Regions from separate parts of the Mus musculus genome. Here region 1 is linked to region 2. Evidence: chromatin loops called from intact Hi-C (ENCODE). Cell type or tissue: heart. All regions are shown on one strand.

Region 1 (8,000 bases), 160 kb after region 2:
TTATAGGTCATAAAACATTACTGCAGCATTCATTTGTGTATTAGTAAGGTTGGCAACTTTACAATCTATATTTCTTCTTGGAAAATTTTCTATTTTTAGGAAATGTCCAACTTTCCATTTGGATCTTTCCACGTATGACAATTTATGGTGGCATTTCAGGTTTTGAAAAATCAAATAAAATGAATATCTATTAAACAAGAACCTTGAAGCTTGGTTTAAAAAACATCACATATAAAATAAATCTAGTTCATCTTTTATTTCTTTAAGAAATTATTCACATACATTTGCCTAAGTGTATGGAGTGGTTATATGCTACAACTCCCTGTAGACAGGGTCAGAGGACAACCTTTAGGAATCTGTTCTGTCCTTCTGCTGTGAAGTTTTCAACAGGGAAGACTGCTTGGACATGGTTTTAAGGCAATGGAAAGTATATTAGCTGTCTGAGTGTTCCAGATCCGAGTGTGTAGTCCTTGGCTTTATCAGGGTGAGAGGCACAAAAACCGTGTTCTGGGTTGACAGACTTCATTTAAGAAAAGCAGTTAACTAGATGTGGACTACAGATGCCCAAACACAAGCTTCTTCGCACACATACACTTCCCCAGAGCTATAGACCTCGATGAATTAGGTCTTTGTTTCCTTTTGGCAGATAGGACTGCCTACATGCTGAGTTTTACAGCCTGAATAGTACTTCTGCCATGGAGGGAGTTGTCTTGGGCCCTACTACACTTCTACCATAAAGGTCCCAGGGATTGAACTCAGGTTGTATTGGGCTTGGGAGCGGTTCCTTGACCGTCTGAGCTCCTTACAGAGGCTCAACCTGTTTGTTAGACATCCACTTATTTATTTGTTCCCATGTCTTCCTTCTTTGGTAACACATTGATTTATTTGAGGTCAAAGTTAGGTTAGGAAGGTGTACTTCTGTGGCTGAACAATTGTGTAGCGCGTACCAGGCAGGTTCTGCGGGTTCAGTGCCCAGCACAGGGGATCTAATGAGCGAAAAATTATATTGCCTTAGATGAAAAGATAACTTTCCAACATATACTAGAATTGCACAGGACTTAATAGCTTCAAAGTGATTAGATTTTGGTATTTTGAATAGATTAAGAGCTATTGGCCCCTGCTGTCTCATTAATATAAAATAGCACAGTTGTGCTGTCTTTGTGCTTCATGTAAATACAGCTCACCTACTTGACAAGTATTTTCTGAGCTCCTACTTTATGCTTTAGACCTATCAGGGTCCCGCATATAGCGCAGATCATAGCTTCCACCATGGTAGTGGGAGCTGGGTGCGGAGCAATTGCCCAATTAAAATACAATCAAAATCAGGATTCATTGGTCAGTCAGGTACTTCCTCCACTGTGGAGTGGATTGTGAGGACAGGCTGCCCTGAACAAGGTTAAAGATCAGAATCAAACTCTAATGCTGAACTTAACTGACAGGCTGCCAATTACAGCTTTGAAATCCTTCAAGGAATTTAACGTTGTCCTAAAATATCACACCGTAATAACGGCTTTAGTCCCTTGAGTGGTCCTGCTTTGGTAAGAACAGCAGGTAAATATGTCTGCAACTTGCTTCAATTCAATCCTGGCTTCTTCGTTTATAATCTGATTCTGGCAGATCCAGTTAGGGCGTGAGGTTTCCGGATCCGTACAAAACTCTGAGAAAGCCTCAGGGGCCAGGCTCCGGCGCCCGGGAAGTTAAGAGCCATTCCGTGACGCAGTCGCCCAGCCGATCCAAGTCTCACGATCGGCCCGGGAGGGGGCGGGGGGCGAGTTCACCCGAAGCCACTCGGCAGAGACTGCCTTGTAACTGTCATGTTAGGCGTCCGAGGGACGGCGCTTCCGGGCAGACGCAGCCCTGCGTCGTCGGTTTTCCGGCCTTTTCCTCAGTGAGAGAGCTTCTGGCGTGCTCTGGGTCGCCGCCTCAGAAGGAGCCAGGCTCGCTAACAGCGGCTCGGAAGTCAGGGGACATCAGTCTCGACTGTTCTTCGAACAAAGCCGAGCCGCCTGCGGAGAAGCCAGCCAGCCCTTCAGGGCCCGCCCCACCCTTGTCCCACCCCCTGTCGGCTACACCTCGCGAGACCGGGCAACGAGACTTCCCAGAAAGCCTTGGGCTACACTCAACCGCGGTTCGCCAGTCGCGCCTGGGCGGGACGGTGGGAGGGGCCTGCCTAGCGATTTAGCGGCCTGGAAGGCCACGCCCCAAGTCGGAAGTGACGGAGCCGAGCTAGCGCGACGAGGCCGCCTCTATGGTCTTCCTCTCCTTCTGGAGTCGGGAAATGGCCGCTGTGTAGTTAGCACGGAGGTAAACCCTGCACGCACATCGTGCTTCGGCGTGTCAGGTAGGCCTCGCGCCGCATTCGAGTCACTCAAAGGAGAAAGCCGAGGCGACAGGGCGGTTGGGTATCGACAACTCTGACGCGTGGTGACGGGTCGGCGGCGGGAACGGGGACCCCGAGCCGTTACTCGTGCGTTTTCCTCCTCGCTCCCTCGGGTCTGGAAGGCGCCGCGGGCCGCCGGGGTGGGGGGATGGGGGAGCTGCGCCACCAGCGGGCCGGGCTGCGAACCTGGCTCGGGGCCGGAGCCCGGGAGGCCTCGGCGTGCGCGTGCGCAAACCGCTCGCCGACCCTTCCCCCACGGCCTCGGCTGGGACTCCTGCGCGCGCCCGGCCCAGGGCTCTGCGCACGCGTGCTTTTTTCCCCTTTCTTCCCTGCCCATGGCAACGCCGCCGCGTGTGTTAGTTTCCGAGCCTTGCTTGTTGTTGGCCTTGGGGGAGGCGTCTTCCTTCCTGGTCCTAGCCTTTGGGACTCGGAGGAGATAACGGCGAGCTGCGACAAAGTTAAGCAACGGAATCAGCCACGTCGTGCGTGGCGGTTAAGCCGCCTCCCTCGCCTCTATGGGGTACATATGTCGGTTTAGGCCAGGCTTAATCAGATGAAGGCTTTCGATCTGTTTGTAGCAGACACCTGGGTGTTGGCGCCAAAGTTTTTCGTTTTGGCTCCCTACCAACTCACTGTTGTAGCCGATCAGTAGGTGCGTAGTTCCAGTTTCTAGCGGGATGCGACTAAGAGAGGGGCCCTTTCTCAGTAATCCAAGCGCTGACATACCTTTTTTTTTTTTTTTTTTTCTTGTTTTTCCAGACAGGGTTTCTCTGTGTAGCCCTGGCTGTCCTGGAACTCACTCTGTAGACCAGGCTGGCCTCGAACAGAAATCCGCCTGCCTCTGCCTCCCAAGTGTTGGGATTAAAGGCGTGCGCCACCACCGCCCCGGCTACCTTTTTTGGTAAGAGTTAGCACACTTTAGAAATTGAGGATATTGGCAGCGGTGATTGGGGGGATAAATGGGTGAAGGAAGAAGGTTATAGTTCTGTCACTCAGTGCTGGCCTTGAACTCCCAGTTAATCTCCTGCCTTAGCTTCGGGAGTGGTGGGATAATAGTATTTTTTTTTCGTCACTTCTTCGTCACCCCAGCTGAGTTTTAAGATTTGTTTTCTTGGTCTGGGGAGTGACCAGAATATTGGATTTCTGTACCCTAGACGATCTTCTTGGGTCCAAGTGGCTTCGAACTACGGGTTCTCCATGTATATATGTGTTTGGGTTATAGATGTGCAAATTCATACCCAACATATTTTAAGTTTATCTAGTTAAAGTGAGGACCTGTACTTTCTACCTTTAAATTTAAAGTTTTCTATTAGAATTGAAAAGGAGAAAAATTGAAAGGGAAAAAAAACCTGTTAGTCACTTCAGACTCACATCCTGTTGGTACAGCATATATATTTTTGTATTAAAAGGGAATCGTAGAACAAAATGTCTTGTCCTCACTATGAGCTTGTATTCTAGATTAGCCCTAACTGGGATAGTTGGTACTGTTACGCAATAAAGGACCTTTAAAGACTTACCAGTTTGCATTTTTTGTGTGATTCTAACCAAATTCAGGGTAGTGTGCTGGGAAGGATGTCTCTAAAGTCGTTTTTAGTAAACAGCTGAGATTTCCAGTGTTGGAATAACAGGCTCCAGCCACCATACATACCCAGTGTATGTGGTGCTGAGAATCAAACCCGGGGCTTTGTGTGTGCTGAAAAGCTCTGTCAGCTAAGCATATCCCCTGTCCTAGAGTTGACTTTTGTCTTAGAAAGCAGAAGTTAATTTTAGGACTTGAAAGCCGATCTGGAAAAAGCACTGCTTTTTAGGCTAGTATCTAGTTGAATTTATTGAAAAACTTATTGTGGGGAGCAAGCAAACTAAGCTGCATTAGATTATCTGTGATGTAAAATAAGTGGAGAAAGCTTTTTCCAGTTGTTTATATAGATCTTTTGATTGGTAATTCCCAGGAACTGTATTTGAAATCATTGATGGAATACTATCCACTATCTGAAATCTGCTGTGTAATTTTTATGATTGGTTAATGAGAGAATCTAGAAGACCAGTATATCTCTGGGTAGCAATTGTACTGGTTAATAAGAGAATCTAGAAGATCATTGTATCTCTGAGTAGTAATTGTAAGTGGTTGTGGTTGGAGGATATGGGTTTGTGTGTTGCTGGTTCTAGCTTCTTAAACAATCTTAAAAACACTGAGTATTTGAGTTATAGGCATTTAATATTTTTGATTCAACATTGAAAATAAGTCTGTGAACTTTATAAGTAATAATATTGATCTTACTTAATGTCTTAGGACTTTTTTTTATAGATTTATTTATTTATTATTCAGATGCACCAGAAGAGGGCGCCAGGTCTCATTAAGGATGGCTGTGAGCCACCATGTGGTTGCTGGGAATTGAACTCAGGATCTTTGGAAGAGCAGTCAGTGCTCCTAACTGCTGAGCCATCTCTAGCCCGACTTTTTTTTTTTTTTTTAAGGCTCATTTTATGTATATTAGTACACTGTAGCTGTCTTCAGACACACCAAAAGAGGGCATGAGATCTCATTACAGATGTTGGAAATTGAACTCGGGACCTCTGGAAGAGCAGTCAGTGCTTTTTTTTTTTTTGGTTTTTCGAGACAGGGTTTCTCTGTATAGTTCTGGCTGTCCTGGAACTCACTTTGTAGACTAGGCTGGCCTCGAACTCAGAAGTCCGCCTGCCTCTGCCTCCCGAGTGCTGGGATTAAAGGTGTGCGCCACCACGCCCGGCCTCAGTCAGTGCTCTTAACTGTCGAACCAGCTCTCCAGCCCAGTTTAGGGCTTTCTAACACCAATTTACTTAATTCATTATTTCTCTATTTTTGTAGATGGAACCCCCAAAAGGTGTAAAACTTAAGACTACATAAGCCAGGAGTGGCACAGCTTGGTTTAGAATGTGCCGTGGTTCTTAGTTCAGTCTTTAAAAAAAAAAACCAAACAAACAAAAAAAAAAAAGACCAGGGTGATAAGTAGCTGGACCAAACTAAAAGTGTGTGACTAATCTATTTTGCTTTTTATTATGGAAGGCTTTTGGTACAAAAGTAAAACAGCCGGGTATATTCGCTCAAGCCTATAATCCCAGCACTCAGAGGCAGGCTGGAGGGTCTTTGAGTTTGAAGCCAGCCTGTCCATAGAGTGAATTCCAGGACAGCCAGGGGTGTATAGAGAAACCCTGTTTCAAAAAACCAAATAAATCAACAGCTAAGATAATTAAGTGGATTTCCATATTCTGCTTATTTTCAGAATTTTGTATTTTGTTTGTTTATTCTGTGATACATTTTATTTTATTTTATTTTTTTATTTTTTTATTTTTTTTTAGATTTATTTATTTATTATATGTAAGTACACTGTAGCTGTCTTCAGACACTCCAGAAGAGGGAGTCAGATCTCGTTAGGGATGGTTGTGAGCCACCATGTGGTTGCTGGGATTTCTTCGGAAGAGCAGTCGGGTGCTCTTACCCACTGAGCCACTGTGATACATTTTAAATCAAACTTGCAAACATTTTATTAAACATCCCTGGAATGACTTTTATAGAATACTTGTTAATACTATATTGAAAACATAGGAAAAAGCTTAAATAGACAAGTTTTTGAAATAAATTATGGGTAGCCTGTAGAAACCCTATAAAAAGGCTAACCAGAAATTATAACTAATGGCAGAGCACACACCATGTGCCGGGTTAGCCTTTTCTATTTATTATTTAACCATAAACTTGCAAATACCTTATTTTATACAAAGATTGAAAGAGATCAAGATACCAAATGTTGAGCTGTCATTTAATGAGTGAGTATTAGCTACGGTGTATTTTTCTATTTTAAAAGATGTGATGGCAGTAATTTGCTTTAAGTTTGGGTGCTAATATTGCTAAATGAAGACTTATGTTTGAAATTGTAAGCAGCTTTGTGTTAGTTTTTTGTTTTTGTTTGTTGTTTTGTTTTTGTTTTTAAAATTTTGTTTTTGAGGAAGCTCTAACTTGATTAGCCTTAACTGAGAGCCTTCTCTATAGACTGAACTTAACTGAGAGCCTTCGCTATGGACTGAACTGTTCTTGAACTTGTTGGGATACTCTTGTCTCTGCCTTTTGAGTCCTAGGACAAGAGACTGGATTTATAGATGGGATACATACAATGCCTTTACAACAATTTTTTTTTCTTTTTAACTTTTTGAGGTAGCCCAGGCTTTGGAAGTATTTGTCACCACGCTTGAAGTCACTTGTTTTCTGGCCACTTTTACACATTATTCCAAAAAAGGTTCTAAGATATTTATGGATTCATTCATTCATTCATTTGGCTTTTTGAGGCAGGGTTTCTCTGTGTAGCCGTGGTTGTCCTGGAACTCACTCTGTAGATCAGGCTGGCCTCGAATTCAGAAATCCACCTGCCTCTGCCTCCCAAGTGCTGGGATTGAAGGCGTGCGCCACCACCTCCTGGCCTTGGCCTGTTTCTTAGATGGTTAATCAGATTCTTGTGTAAGACTTTGTTACTGTGCTTGCAGTTGAAGGAATTCTTAAAAGTTGGTTTTAGATAAAAGGAAGTTTTAAGGAAATGAACAGAGTATTAAGCTGTTGTAGGTGTTAGAAAATACAGCATTATTACATACATTATTATTTACAGCATTATTACATATAGCTGCAGGCTGTAATGACATTTGTTCTGTAAAGGTCAGGTGACTGTAGTTAAAATTCAGGTATCAGTTACATGATACTCTGCTGTGTTGTAAGTAGACAGTTTTTTTTTCCTTTTTTTGACAGTTGTGTTTGTGGGATCTCTTGTAGCCTAGGAGCTCCAAACTCACTGTATAACTGAGGATGAACTTAGACTGAATCTCTGCCTTTTTGCCCTAATTTGTGGATTATAGGTATTATTGTTGGTTTAATTATTTTATTTTATGTTTGTCTGCATGTAGGTCTGTACCAGGTTCCTGCTTGTTGCTTTTGGAGGTCTGAAGAGGGTGTCAGATCCCTTGGAACTGGAGATAGCGGCGGGTGGGGGAGGGGCGTGAATGACCATTTGGGTTCTGAGAATTGAACGGTCATAGCAGAGAATAGCAGCTAGTGCACGATGAGCCATATCTCTGTCCTCTTTTGTCACATAGGCTGTTGCTATATCATAGCTCAGGCTAAACTCAATCACCATTCTCCTGTTCAGCTTGGCAAGTGCTAGGATTGTTTGCCACCATGGTCTCCTTAGTTAAATTATGATCAAACGCTTATTGCTACCCAAGTCAGGCAAGGTACATGCCGATAATTTCAGTACTGGAGTATGCCTAATATGTGTATTATAACCAATGCATATCTGGTTTACCATAAACTCAAACTTCTCTTTTTTTTATTTAATTTTTGCTTAGGTATTTGAATTTAGAGTTTAGTTTCCCATAACATTTTCTACAAGAAGAATCTTGGTAGTGTCTCAAAGACATCACTGACTTCTGGATCCTGCAGAAAGCCCAAGGTAAAAGACATTTATGTTCTCTAGGTTTTACTTGTGACTAAGTTGAGAAACTTGACGGTCAACCTGAATCAGATGAAGTGATTAAGAGGGTTAGAAACTGGCCATGGAGGTGGCTCAAGAAGTAGGGTTCTTGCCTAATGAGCACAAGGCCC
Region 2 (8,000 bases):
AAAGAAACGCCACGCCAGTCACTAGAGGATTCACTAACGTGCGTGCTGGACCATCAGACACGGAAAAGCTAGGGTCACCGGCGAAGGTTTCCCAAAACACAGGCGGAGTTGGGATCGCGGCGCGGAGCTCAGCCGGTGTACTTCAGCTCTCCACGTGGCATCGGCTCCTTGGGCGACTGTCGCCACGAACTCCAGTCCGCACGGTGACCTGGCGGCTTCAGAGTTCAAAGGGGAACAGAGCGCTCGAACGCCGCCGCCGCCGCCGCACCGGGGCTGCGGGTGGCCGCTCGTCGCGCTCGCTCGCTCGGGCGCGGCGGTGGCTAGGACCCGCCGCCTGGGACACTAGCTCCGACCTCGTCCGTCGGGGCGCCTGCGACGCCGCACCTGCCCGCCAGGGGGCGCGCCGAGCCCCGGCGGCGTCGGGCCAGCGCTCGCCGTCCCCGCCCCACGCCCGCGCAGGCCGCCGCTCACCTGTCTGGGCCGCGGGCCCCGGGGGCGGGGGCCCGGCGGGAGCGAAGCCGAGGGAGAGAGGGCGGAGCGGCTCTCCCGGCGCGTCATCGGAGCACCATGGCGGAGCAGGGAGCTGGCGGCGACGGCCACAGGGGCGGCGACGGCGCTACGCACAGCGACCCAGGTGACGGCGCGATCCGGACGGGAGGGGGGTCGCGGGGGTCGCGGGAGTGGGTGGGGGTCGCGATCCCCGGAGCCAGCGACCCCTCGGGGTCCGCGCTACTGTCGACCGCCGAGCGCCCGCGGGCCACAACAGGTGGAAGCAGGCCTGGGCGCGCGGGAGGGAGGTCGGGGGCGCGCGGGGTGGTCGGGGGCGCGCCGGGGAGGTCGGGGAACCGTGAGAATCTGAGCCGCCGAGCGGCTGGGGCGCGCCGGGGGCTGTCGGGGGTCCCGGGAAGAGTGAGAGTCTGAGCCTCCGAGCGGCGGGGGCGCCCAGGGCGGCCAGGGGAGCGGGGCGGACGAGCGGGGCCCGAGCCGAGGCGCCCGGCGGATGGCTGAGCGGTGAGCGGCTGACCGGCTCCGGACCTCGGCACTCGGCCTTCACTCAGAGCACGGAGCCCGACTCTTCCTGTGGCTCTAAAGCCAGAGCTGGAGCCTTGGCTCTGCCTCCGGGGCTCGCTGTTGACAATCTGCCTCCAGCACAGCCACCGGGGACACGCAGGGACATAGCTCACAGCCTCGGAAGGTCTTCGCACTCGTATCCATCTCGCCTTAACATGAAGCCAAGTCCCCCCACACCCCCTCGTGATTTTGTTCTTCGTTGTCCGGAACTGTATTGCGCATCATACCCTCCCTCTTAACCCCCTGTTCTAATCCTTGGCCAAGTAAGCCGTTCTCGTACCTTCCTACCCTTGGCGTGGGGGCGGGAGGCGCCTTGTTATTTTAAAGAAATGTTAAGTTGCAGACCCCGCAGTTGCAAGCTGTTACTGCTTCTGTACACCCACAACCAGAAGTGATTGTTTTCTAAATGCAAAACTCGCTCCACCTCCCACCCCCACCACAACATTTAGAGGGCGTGCTTATTTTTAACACGCAAGACCCGTAGAGCTTAGTGTTTTCCAGTATGTATCTGCGAATGTACCTAAACTCTAACGATTTCCACCTGAGGTTAAGATTGACAGTGTCCTGAATTTATTTCCATGTCCCGCTACATCCTGAAAGGTGGTTGATTTTTGTCTTCTGCGTTTGAAAGATCGGTGATCGTTATTTTGGTCTGGGTGTAGAGGCGATGCCTGAGTAATTGTTTAGGGAGCTTAATGAGCTGGAAGCTCTACCGGCTGCCCAGCCCAGGGCATTCTTAGTTGTGAATAAGACACAGATAAGTAACAGCTTCTGGAGGTAAAAAGTTAGTGATTTAATAGGCATTGGTTTGTCCTTGAATGCTTTGTAGATCTGCATTGGTACTTGTTCAGACATAAACGAACTTGCAACTGGAGTATATCCCGTGCCCGATCGTGTTAAGGAATGAACGATTCATGTGTCTTAACTGGATGCAAAATCAACCATGTGTTCTTAAGTCTTCTTAAATTTTATATTTATTTACTTTGTTGTGTGTGTGTGTGTGTGTATGGGTGTGTGTGTGTGCGTTGTATGCGTGTGGGAGATCAGAAGGTAACTTGTTAAGAGTGGATTCTCAGACCGAAACTTAGGTTTGGCAACAAGTGCCTTTACCTAAACATTAACTCATCCACCAGCCTGAAATACGCTCTTCATTAATAGTAGAATTTATTGGCTATTACATTTCCTCCACATCTTTGCCTTGAAATTTAAAGTTCAAATAAACATGTTTCATATATGACCAACACATAAATACATAGGTGTGTGTATATTATATATTTCTGGTCATGTATTTTCCCCCATTTTTCTATTTTTGCTTTTAGTATTCAACAACACCTGTGCCGGTGGATGCTAAAGAAAGGAAATGTAAAGTGTGCTTTTGGTTTAGTTTGGTTTTTTTGAGACAGTCTCCATATTTAGGTACATACTAGGCTTTAACTCTGATTTATCCCAGACTTCACCTCAAACTCAAAATTCTTCTACCTCTAGTGGAAATACCAGTAGAGTAAGCCATTATGCTTGGCTCTTAGCATATTTTAACTACATTTATTTTGTGTATTTGTGTGGGGGGAGCTGGAGAACAACCTGTGGGAATCGGTTCTCTTTACGCTGTGTAGGTCCTAGTGACTGGCCTCGGGTCCGCAGACCTCTTTACCTGCAGGCTTCTTAACCTTCAGAGCTGTCTCCCTGACTTGGAAATGTATTGTTTAAAATCCAGGCGACCCTATTTTGAGAGAACACAGGTTGTTTGAATGTTGACAACTTATGCTCTATACGTGTAAAACCTGTGACTTTTATCTGAATGTAGAACTTCAGTTTTATACTCACATTTCACATTATACACATTCAAACACTCCAATTTATTTTTTAAAGATTTATTTATTTATTTATGTTTATTCATATGAGTACACTGCAGCTGTCTTCAGACACACCAGAAGAGGGCATCAGATCCCATTACAGATGGTTGTGAGCCACCATGTGGTTGCTGGGAATTGAACTCAGGACCTCTGGAAGAGCAGTCAGTGCTCTTAAATGCTATGCCATCTCTCCGGCCCCCCAATTTATTATTTTTAAATCATAGGTTTATATGGAATTTATTGAATGAGAGGGGTACCTAAGCCTGTGTTTTATTGCCACCAAGAAGTAAGAGTTACCACCTCAAAATGCCACTTTTTTTTTCCTTTGTCTTTTTTGCTTGAGATGGGGATCTTGCCATGTATTCCTGGAGTCCTCCTGCCGAGCTCGCCACCTCAGCCTCCTAAGTCCCAGATTCCCTGTGTGTCCTCTTTCTCAGCCACAAACAGCAACTTCTTTCCTGACGCATTCCCTTTGTATTCCTTTTGTATATAATTACTTTGAGGTAGAATCCAACCTTGAGTGGTTCTTAAATTATGTCCTTGTGCTAAGGCTGTATTTCAAGACTTGAGGTTAAAATCTCGGGTTATTACAGAAACAATACCTGTGATATGTTCAAGATTAAAGGCCTATGTTTGTGTATGTATAGGACTCAAATAGAGTGAACTTTGGCAGCATAGTATGTATTTAAAGGGTACTATATCAATGCAACATTCAGAAAACAGTTCTGCAGATATGTTTAGCTTTTGCTCAAGGGTTGTGATGATGTTATAATTTTTACAATTATATTATTTTTTAAAAAGTCATTTTTCTTGAGGTAGAACCATTCTCTTGGTTTACGGGGGTATTTTCCTTGTCCATAGTCAAAGGGAAGCAAGAACTAGAAAATGCTGTTGTCTTAGAAACAGATTTGTGTTTCACCACTAGAGGATGTCAAGTCCTTTTTATTAGAATATTATTTTGAGCAAATTCCTAGGTCATCACATCACAAAACTAGGAGCTGGAATTCTGTGTGTCACCTAGTATGATTCCAAGCTATGGAAATCAGCTACACAGAGCAAATCCCATTTGCCAACCTCCTTTAAAAAGACCACAGAGCTAAAGTTTCATGCTGCTTTTGATTAATCTGTGATGCCCAAAGTCTGATGTGCAAGGAATAAATTAATGCCCATATGTTTTGGTGAGATCTGTTGCCATTCTATTGGAAGATATTACTTACAACCTAGAATGGAGTTTGTTTGTTGTTGTTGTTTTTAAAAATCAGGATTCTTGGTGGAAAGACTTAGACTCCCCCCCTCCCCCTTTTTTTTAACATTTATTTATTTTATGTATATGAGTACACTGTCACTGTCTTCAGATATACCAGAAGAGGCCATCAGATCCTATTACAGATGGTTGTGAGCCACCATGTGGGTGCTGGGAATTGGAACTTGGGACCTCTAGAAGAGCAGTCACTGCTCTTAACCACTGAGCCATCTCTCCAGCCCAGACTTAGACTTTCTTACTGTGGTCATGTATCTTGTATGAAATTTTCCAGAGTAAAAAGTGATCTTTATTTAAGCCAGAAGGGCCTCTGTTGTCCCCAAATAAGCATAGAAAGTAGACACTCAGGTTGTGCTTATGCTGTGACGTAAGCCCCTCCCTATTGAAATTCAGATCCTAGAAGCTAGAATTGCTGCTGCTTCAGGGGGCAAACTTCACATCTCGCTAAGTCAGTGGTTCTCTCCTGAGAACCACTGGTAAGTTGAAGAGAAGTCAGCTGTTGTCATAGCTTAGGTATGTGTGTGAAACGCAAATTTACACTGGCATGGTCTCTAAAGAATTCACACACTTGTGTCATGATACCTGAAAACAAATTATTCGAAGAGCTTTAAAAAACATACTCAAGTCTTGTTAGTACAAGAACTAAAGACATCGAGGCTTAGACTAATTTAACCAAGAATGTGTACTTTCCATGGGTTATTAAAATGACGGAGTTTGGAAGGTTGATGAATATGATCTTTGAGTTTAGTAAGGAAATCCACAGGCCAATGTGTACGGGTCGTGAGGGTTCAGTGGAGGAAGGATGGACCACTCTGGCTGTGGTCATCCCGGAGCACCTGCTGCAGCTAGCACTTAACCGCCAAACAACAGGGAGTGATGTGTGGTCAGAGGGAGGAGGAGGGGAAATAAAGGCATACAGGAGAGGAGCTAAAGTTTCTTGACAGGACAAATGTGAAAGGCTCAAAGTGAGTGTTCAGGGAAATCAGTTAGGCATGATGGATATGTTGAGGCCAAAGGTCAAGCCAAGAGGCTAGAACAGTATTGTTGGAGCAGGAAGGCTTGTCTTGATAAAGCTTTGTTAATCAGAATTAAAGAGCTGGGTTGCACAATTAGCACAAACACACCCTCTCCTAGGGAGGTCCTTTTCCTCCTACCCTGCCCATTTGGGACAGCTGTGCTTGAGTTCGGGAGGTGCCGGTTTGCTCTGGAACCTGGAAGGAGAGCTTCTTTTCAGAGCAGCTGTGTAGACCAGATGGAGGAAGAAAGGAGAGAGAGTTTGGTCTCCAGACTTAACTCTGAGGTCCCTGGATAGAGCTAGGTAGGCACTGGCCTGTCAGTGGGTATAAAAAAAGGAGGCCGGTTTGGGACTCTGAGATGTCAGAGGATCACAGGTAAAAAGAAGACACAAGGCGATCCACTTTTAATTGGTTCATTAGTTTAAGCTTGACCCGAACATATTAGTGAGTACAACTGAGTAAAAGAAAAGGTGGAAAAGTGTCAGTAGTGATGCCAGATAGTTAACTGGTGAACCTGCAGGAACAGACACGAGGTCAGGTCTGAAGGCCACTCCAGGAAAGATCAGAAAGAAAAACTGCAGACAGGATAGACAACCATTCAAAATGGAGGAGGGACAGACAGCCAAGTCAGAGAAGTGAGAGATGCCCAAGAGGGACAAAAAGGTCAAACATTCCAAAACTGAAATGATATTTTAAAGCCATTACTTTGGATTGAGGTTTCCACTGGTTTCTCCTAGCAGAGGAATTTCAGTTGGTCCAAGAGTTGGGGGCACATCCTTTATAATAATGATTAATAGATTGAGCATTGGAAAGATGAGATAGCCCAGTAGACCGTTCCATAAAAGTTGCCAGAAAAAAAAAATCAATACATTAGAAATTCTCGAATAAGTAGAGGTGGGTTTTTTGTTTTTGGTTTTTTTGTTTTTTGTTTTGTTTTGTTTTGTTTTTTCTGAGACAGGGTTTCTCTGTATAGCCCTGGCTGTCCTGGAACTCACTTTGTAGACCAGGCTGGCCTCGAACTCAGAAATCTGCCTGCCTCTGCCTCCCGAGTGTTGGGATTTAAGGCATGCCCGGCTAGTAAAGGAGTTTTTAATTGTTTTTTAAATGTGTTGTTTCAGTAGACTGTCAACGTAGCTATAGATGTATAACCATCACTGTCGATAGGGCTTAGAGTCTTGTCTTCCAGAGCTCCCTCTGGCTCATTTCCCACCCACTGATCTATTTTCCATCTTTGCTTTGACTTTTCCCAGAGTCTTAAGTGGAAGCATACCATGTAACCTTTGCAGGGGTGCCGCCCCCCGCCCCCACAGCCTAATGTATTTGAGATCTGAGCACACCGTGATGTGCATTGGTAGTTCCCTGCCCTAGCACCTAGTGCTTCCCTGTCCCCAACTTAAGGACGTCCAGTCACTCCTAGGTTTGGGTAGGAGAAACAACTGTTGCAAATATTCGTATGTTGGTTTTTACGTCACTGGTTTCATTTATGGCAGATACTTACATTGTTGTCTCCAATGTGATTGTGTAAGACGTTGCCACTTCTAGGGTGGCTGTACACCTTTTTCTGTGAGCGTCCTGTGAGATTGTTCTGCATCCTTTTCGGCCCTTGTATATTTTGTTGATTTGATGGTTTTCATTTTAGTCACTCCACTAAGTTTTTTAAGTAAGCTGTAATTGCTTCAAAGTGAGATATTTTTTGCTTGATGCTAATGCAGTCTCTGAAATGAGGTCATGTTGAGCCCAGAACCCAGGGTTCTGTTTGGTGGCTTGCTGTTCTGTGATTCTGGGAACTGAGCTCAGGGCCAGGTCCATATCAGACAAGTTCTTGATCACCAGCTATATTCCCAGCTCTAGAGTCTGTCTGACGCCCATCTTGGCTTCATCTCCTTTTCTCTTATCCCCAAGGCCTTTCTTCCTTCCTGTGCAGCCTGTGCTCTGAGATTGTGAGCCGACGCACTTTCACACAGAGGACCCGTGCCAGTGCCCTTCTCTCTCCTCTCCGGGGCATCTGTACTCTCATCCCTAGACCTGACAAGGAGCTTTTGTATTAGAATATTGTAAATAGCCTGGCGTGGTGATGCTGGCCTGCAGGGCGGGCTCCCCTCATGGTCTCCATGAGTCTACATAGTAAGTACCAGGCCAGCTAGTGAGACCCTGGATCTAGAAAAATGAAAAGAAAGCAAGCTGGGAATACTGGTTGTATATCTTGTCTTGTGATCCCATTTCTTGGGACTCACTCTGTTATCAAGATGAATGCTTTGTGTTAATCTCCAGTTTGTGAAATGCTCTCAGTGCCTGTAGTCTGTCGCTGAACTCTTTATCTCTGTCAGGGACCAGGTCTTCGTGCTTGTTGCAGTGAGACTTGTTCTCCAGTTTAAGGCTCTACTCCCCAGCAATGTGCCTCCTACCGCCTTACTATTATAAATTACTATTTATAATTTTCCTTATAATGTTTAGTTGTTTGCAATGTAAATTAAATGACATTTCACTGCTTTTTCCTGTTAAGGATTATTCTCTTTAATATGTATTTAAATTCAGAACTAGTTGAAAAATTAGATTTTTTAATTAGGTGTTACTTCAAGTTTTACTTTTTCATTATTTCTTGTTTATGTGTATGTTTGAGAGTATAGCGTGTATAATTCGGGCATATATATGAGTGTGTAAGGTTTATACACCTGTGCGTGTTAATGTGGCTGGACTGCTTCATCACTCTATGCCTATTCCTGAGACAGAAACTCATTGATTAAGGAGGCAAGCCTCGCCCCCAGTCCTTCTGTCTCCACCTCACAGCTCTGGAATAAT

What was found. A loop is a pair of places that touch in the nucleus more often than their neighbours do. Peaks named below come from ENCODE experiments on the same cell type or tissue, not always from the same donor. Only the 100,000 strongest peaks of a DNase experiment are listed, where the experiment ranks them.
Region 1: it touches region 2 in a loop (2.4-fold over the local background); 2 of 42 quality-filtered maps call a loop at or near these places.

Annotation. Positions count from the first base shown.
Region 1 is chr10:20,310,264-20,318,263 of GRCm38, forward strand. It overlaps Bclaf1 (BCL2-associated transcription factor 1), which reads left to right and starts at 2,206. Exons shown (of 13, transcript NM_001025392.1): 1 at 2,206-2,341; 2 at 7,745-7,848. In heart, CTCF peaks have their summits at 4,705 (motif pointing right) and 5,814 (motif pointing right); DNase peaks (open chromatin) are centred at 1,778, 2,128 and 2,718; H3K4me3 peaks cover 3,242 bases; H3K27ac peaks cover 2,859 bases.
Region 2 is chr10:20,148,447-20,156,446 of GRCm38, forward strand. It overlaps a transcript of Map7 not described here. Among named protein-coding and RNA genes, the nearest start is that of Map7, 19 kb to the right of the region's middle. In heart, CTCF peaks have their summits at 347 (motif pointing right) and 3,842; DNase peaks (open chromatin) are centred at 615 and 915; H3K4me3 peaks cover 2,128 bases; H3K27ac peaks cover 1,386 bases; H3K27me3 peaks cover 639 bases.